Linked DNA regions of Homo sapiens: region 1 is linked to region 2. A link is a contact called in ENCODE Hi-C or POLR2A ChIA-PET data. All regions are on one chromosome and are shown on one strand. The core of a region is the stretch at or near the end of the contact, and the rest is flanking DNA. Distances in the headings are between cores, read along the strand shown. Region 1 overlaps SMAD3 (SMAD family member 3). Region 2 holds the start of AAGAB (alpha and gamma adaptin binding protein).

Evidence for each region. Hi-C counts contacts between places; a loop is a spot of excess contacts on that map. ChIA-PET counts read pairs that join two places held with the same protein, here RNA polymerase II (POLR2A). Pooled maps may share reads with other maps.
Region 1: a loop to region 2 is called in a map of heart left ventricle, with 2.1 times the contacts of the local background. The contact joins the enhancer-like site here to the promoter of AAGAB in region 2. A Hi-C loop is called at or near these places in 6 of 168 maps with a recorded cell type or tissue (CD8-positive, alpha-beta T cell, PC-3, heart left ventricle and 3 more), 2 of 37 single-sample maps with no recorded cell type and 16 of 50 pooled maps. POLR2A ChIA-PET finds 5 or more read pairs at or near these places in 4 of 52 experiments (HEK293, MCF 10A, activated CD8-positive, alpha-beta T cell and 1 more).

Annotation. Positions count from the first base shown.
Region 1 is chr15:67,119,770-67,122,469 of GRCh38, reverse strand. All of the region lies in intron 1 of SMAD3 (SMAD family member 3), which reads right to left. Among named protein-coding and RNA genes, the nearest start is that of SMAD3-AS1, 26 kb to the left of the region's middle. RefSeq lists enhancers at 1,096-1,535, 1,514-2,371. Within about 2 kb of position 1,254, at least 36 of the 41 ENCODE cell types and tissues checked have a DNase peak (open chromatin) inside an H3K27ac peak, as active enhancers do; they include CD8-positive, alpha-beta T cell, heart left ventricle, prostate gland and 1 more, where a contact is called at or near this core.
Region 2 is chr15:67,253,365-67,256,064 of GRCh38, reverse strand. AAGAB (alpha and gamma adaptin binding protein) reads left to right here and starts at 1,404. Exons shown (of 10, transcript NM_024666.5): 1 at 1,404-1,506. The coding sequence starts at 1,434. It overlaps IQCH (IQ motif containing H), which reads right to left and starts at 1,279. Exons shown (of 21, transcript NM_001031715.3): 1 at 1,118-1,279. The coding sequence starts at 1,168. RefSeq lists an enhancer at 1,344-1,663.

The sequences.
Region 1 (2,700 bases), core at 5-2,504, 130 kb after region 2:
CCATAAATCCCCCGATAGGAAATGGGCCAAAGGATTACCGTACGGAAAGCAGTCCTGACTTGCTCATTCCCAAACTCTGGTGAGGAAACCAAGAGAAACCAGCCACCACCCACAGCTGACAGGGTCTGGGGGGAACAGCAAAAGAGCTGACCCGCACAGTACCCCCAGGCTAACTGAAGAGTCCCTGAAGCCTACAGATCAATTTCTCTTTTCTAAGAAGGAAAGGGGAGTATAACCTTCAGTTTCCTCATGTGTAAAATGAAAAGGTTTCATCTGTTCATTCTTCTAAGTGGTCAACTTAACCTCTGTAGGACTCAGCTTCCTCATCTACAAAATGGGGACATATGTCCGGACCTTAGACCAGTGCTACCCAATAGAATTTTTGGTGGTGATGAAAACGTGCTGCTCTATATGAGCTGATCTGATGGCCACTAGCCTACCCGTGCACTTGAAATGCGGCTGGTGTGACTGAGGGACAGCATTTGTAATTGTATTTAATTTTAATGACCCAACATTTAAATAGCCACATGAGGGTGGTGGATAGGTATCGGACAATATAGCCTTAGACTGTAGTGGCAGGAATGAAATCAGATGGCATTTGTAAACTGCCTAGCACAGTGGTGGGACACAAAGTTCTGGAGGAAAAACATGCATGAATATGCAGAGGTCCTATCAGTAGAGATTTTTTTTTAAGCAAAATTTCCTCATATCAAGAAATGGAGGCACTAGAAGCTGACAAGCACATACATGGATGTGTTAGAAAGACCCAGAGAAATCAGGCATACTGTAGAAACCATTCTCTCGGTGTATAGACTAAATGGCTGAAGGTCTGTTTTGTTTTCTTCACAAATGTTCTTGTCAGAAGATAAAAGAGAGCCGTTTTCAGCAAATCTAGGTTTTTATAACCCTAAACGCCCAGTACAAACTGCCCCAAGAGCAAGCTCTCTCTTCAACAAAACCTCCCGTCCTCCCAGGCAGCCACCCCCCGCCCATCTGCAGCCCTCCCCGGGGCCTCTGGGAGCTGCCCACCCAGAACGGAGTGCAACTGACATGTGGGGCACACCCTGCCAGGCACAGTCACTCGTGGGGGGAGAGCCACCCACGATGCCCTCAGGACCCACAAGGCCGGCTGGCAGTGGCCTGTGTCAGGAGTGCCCACCGGCACCCGCTGGCAGCCAGCCTGCGTCACAGCCCAACAGGAAACGAGGAGAAGAGAACACTGGGGCCGCGTGGAAATCCCCACTGGGCTCCACGCCGGAGGGTGACTCAGCGGGGCTGGCCAGCAAGCTGCCTCCCACCCCTCAGCCAGGACAGGGCGGGGGCTGCAGGAAACAGGCCTCCCGCCTCTCTGCAAAGGCTAAGAAGTACACATTCTTACATATTATTATGTTACAGATACAATCATGCCCTGCCTGAAAACATGCAAGACAAAGTCCCAACATATGAGATGGGGATTCAAGGTCCTTTTATAACAGAAAACGCACTTTCTCTAAGCAGGGGTGTCCGGTGTTTTGGCTTCCCTGGGCCACGATGGAAGAGTCGTCATCTTGGGCCACACATAAAATACGCTAACTAACGATAGCTGATGAGCTAAAAAATAATCGCAAAAAAAAAATCTTACAATGTTTTCAGAAAGTTTATGAATTTGTGTTGGGCTGCATTCAAAGCTCTCCTGGGCTACATGCGGCCCACGGGCCAGAGGGTGGACAAGCTTGCTCTAAAGGAAAGTCTTAGTTCAAGTCCTGGAGCAGCCATGAAGCTTGAAAAATTCCCTTCCCAATTTCCCAGGCCCAATTTCTTACCTGGTAGGGCCAGGGTGAGATTCCCACACTCTCCACGGAGTGTTCCCAGGCAACACCATTGCACAGTGCCTCTGCCCTCCTCGCAGCTAGCCCATCTGCCCTTCTAGACCACCCCACAGCACTTAGCAGTCTTAGATTATGGCGTTCATCATCCTAAACACAGACATTTTACCAGGCCTCCCACTCAGATACTGTCACCAGGACAGAGGCCATGCCTTACATCTCCAAAGTGAGTTTGATACATACAGGGGGTTTTAAAAATTATCCATCTATTGATCCAAAGAAACAGCATGGCATGTGTATAAGACTTGTTATCCTTGATACCCCTCCCCAACTCCAGGTCATGGCAGGGCTGCCTGAGCTGCCACAGGCTCTTATCACCTCTGTTCCCCACATCACGTTAAGCAGCCCAGGGCAAAGTCTGTCCCACACTGTTCCTCTTTTTCCCATAAAGTACCCAGTGTACTCCAGGGACTTACGGCTAGCAAAAGAAACAACAAGCAAGAAAGTGGGGAGGTCCTAGAAATCCACTCCTAGTGAGTTGCAAGAGGCTTACTAAACCCAGAGTCTTGGCCAGGGACAGTGGCTCACGCCTTTAATCCCAGCACTTTGGGAGGCCAAGGTGGGCAGATCGCTTGAGCTCAGGAGTTTGAGACCAGCCTGGGCAACACGGTGAAACCCCACCTCCACAAAATATACAAAAAATAGCCAGGCGTGGTAGCGTGTGCCTATAATCCCAGCTACCTGAGGGGCTGAGGCAGGAGGATTGCTTGAGCCTGGGAGGTCAAGGCTGCAGTGAGCTGTGATCGCACCACTGCACTCCAGCTTGGGTGACAAAGCGAGACTCTGTCTCCAAAAAAAAAATTCAAAGTCTTTACCCCTTGAAGTTACTAGAAAA
Region 2 (2,700 bases), core at 155-2,654:
ATGGGGCCCCTAAGTTTGTACCCAGCTGGTCTGAAGTGAGGTGGTTCTGGGGACCCCTGAACTTGCAGGTAGTGAGTGTTGAAGTTAGGGCAGTTTTTTGTGGACCGTTCCCTCAGACTTCGCAGTTTGGCTAAACTCATTGCTGCGTGATGGTGAAAGTGAGGGTGAGAAAAGATCAGGTAAGATTAGGTATGATTCTTAATGGGGAAGTCTATGAAATTGGTGAGTTCAGGGGCTTGTATTTGGGAAAAGGTACATTTAGGGAAGTCTCTCCTAGATGGGAGGTAAGAGATCAAAATTCTGCCAGAAAAATTAGATCCCTTTGACGAGTAAGACCCACTTCAGACCAACTGAGTGACAGTCCTGACAGAGTGACCTTAGACAAATGACTTCAAGACTTAGTCAAATGCAGCTATTATATATGTGATAGTTAAAACCGATGATATATGTGGAAATATCTTAAAGTTACCTCACATAAATGTGAAAACAAAATGCCATGATCATTTCAGAAACATCTGAGTGCAACTATTACAAATTGAGCTGTATTGGACAAGACTTTCTTGACATTTCCCCTCTCAAATTAAAAAGGTCTTTCACTAAGTTTTTAAATGTCACATTTTTTCATTCCAAGTTATCTTGATTTTTCTGTGTGTTCTCCAATGAGGAACATTTAGATCTAAAAAACTGGGGTGTTTAAGAAAAGCAATTCACATATTTCAATTTGTCTCCAAATTTCTTATCACCTCCTAGAGTGTCCGATTTGTCTCTCCTCCACTCCCGACGTCATGGGTTCAAATTTTTCAGAATATAACATTTAAAAATGATGCCTCAGCGTGAGGTTAATTTTTCTGAAGTAAAGGTTCCGGGTGAACGGTTTTAGAGTTTTCCCAGAGGCAGAAAGTCCTGCTTCTGGGGCGTAACCTACAGGGTAAGTCACCGGGAGTGTGCTGGGCCGTGGGGGAAGGTCTGGGTGGGCATTTTTGGGAGCCTCTCGCGAGTTGGAGGGAGTCTAGGGGCGGCGCACCAAATGGGTGAGCGTCGGTGAATCGGCGCGCGGGACCTCGCTCGGAAGTGGCGCGGCTGGGCAGGGCAGGGCCGGGGGAAGCCCGTTTCCCACCTGGATTAAGATGGATCCGACAGGGTCGTGGTTTTCAGTGTTCTGTGCCATGGCTAGGTCAGGGAACGGCTACCTCCGCGGAGGCGCGGTTTCCAAGCACGGAAACCTTCAGCCGGAGCCGCTCGTCCCCATGGCAACACCGCGCGCGACCTGGCCTGTTCCACGCTGGGAGCGGAAGGGGGTCTAGGGGCGGGGTCAGGCCAGCCTGGTCATTCCGAGAACGCCCTCTCCGGCCTGTCTCCCCCTCGCGCCGGCGGCCGTGGTGCAGCCCAAGGCGGAAGCGGCTGCCTGACGGAACCGGCTCGCGAGCGCAGCTATGGCTGCTGGCGTACCCTGTGCGTTAGTCACCAGCTGCTCCTCCGTCTTCTCAGGAGACCAGCTGGTCCAACGTGAGTAGATAGGCGCCTGGGCCGACCTCCAAGGCCCCTGAGCCTCAGCGGGCGACGGACCCAGCACCACGGCCTCTCTGGGCCTTGTCCCCGCAGCGGGCCCTGCGTTCTTCCTCCAGTCAGTGGAGGCGCCCAGTCTCCCCAGGTGGCTGCCCCTATCTCTTAATCTCGTGCTTTTCTGCCCACTCGGCCTTCTTCGGCGTTCCTTTCGGCTTCCTGTGTAAAGTGAGACTGATTTCCCGCTCTGCTCAGCCCAGGCCACAGGTTTTTGCGAGGATCCGTTGAGATGAACCTGAAGGCTCTCCGGAAATTGCGCTAGGTTACAGGAGTGTAAGGTGCTGGAATTGTTGATATCGTGATGTTGTTATCCTTGCTGCTCCGGGAGAGAGTGTTTACTCTGAATTCTGAAGTTTATTCTGCGTATTTACTCTGAAGTTTATTCTGCTTCTTAATGTGTACATTATAAGACTTGTTAGCTTTGTCCGCTCCACTCTAGTTATTCACGCCTTTCATCTGAGGCATGGGCTCTCCGCCAACATGAGTTTTTGGGTATGATTGGGCTAGTGCTTTTGCTTGTAGACCCTCATAATGGCTGTCAGACTTACTAACTCTTAAAAGAGAGAACATGGGACTGGATAATAAGCCAACTCTACTAAAGGGCTCTGTGAAGTTGAATTATAGGTAACTCAAGACTTCTGTTTTAAGTGTATGGCTTAGAATCAGAGCAGTGACTTAGCTGTATGATCTCGAGCAAGTCACCTAACCTACCTACATTCCTTCCTTCTTTTCTTTTTTTTTTTTTAAAGAGACGGGAACTTGCTCTGTCGCCCGGGCTGGAGTGCAGTGATGCGATCATAGCTCACTTCAGCCTCGAACTCCTGGGCTCAAGCGATCCTCCTGCCTCAGTCTCCCGAGCAACTGGGACTGCAGGCTCACACCACGAACCCTGGCTAATTTTTTTATTTTTTGTAGAGCCAGAGTCTTGCTATGTTGCTCAGGCTGGTCTCCAACTCGTGGTTTCAAGTGATCCTCCTGTCTTGGCCGCCCTAAGTGCTGAGATTACAGGCGTGAGCCACTGTGCCTGGCTACCCTTCACTTTCTCTTTTCTCTCCTTTTTTTTATTTTTGTTTTGAGATAGGGTCTCACTCTGCTGCCCAGGCTGTAGTGCAGTGGCGTTATCTCGGCTCACTGCAA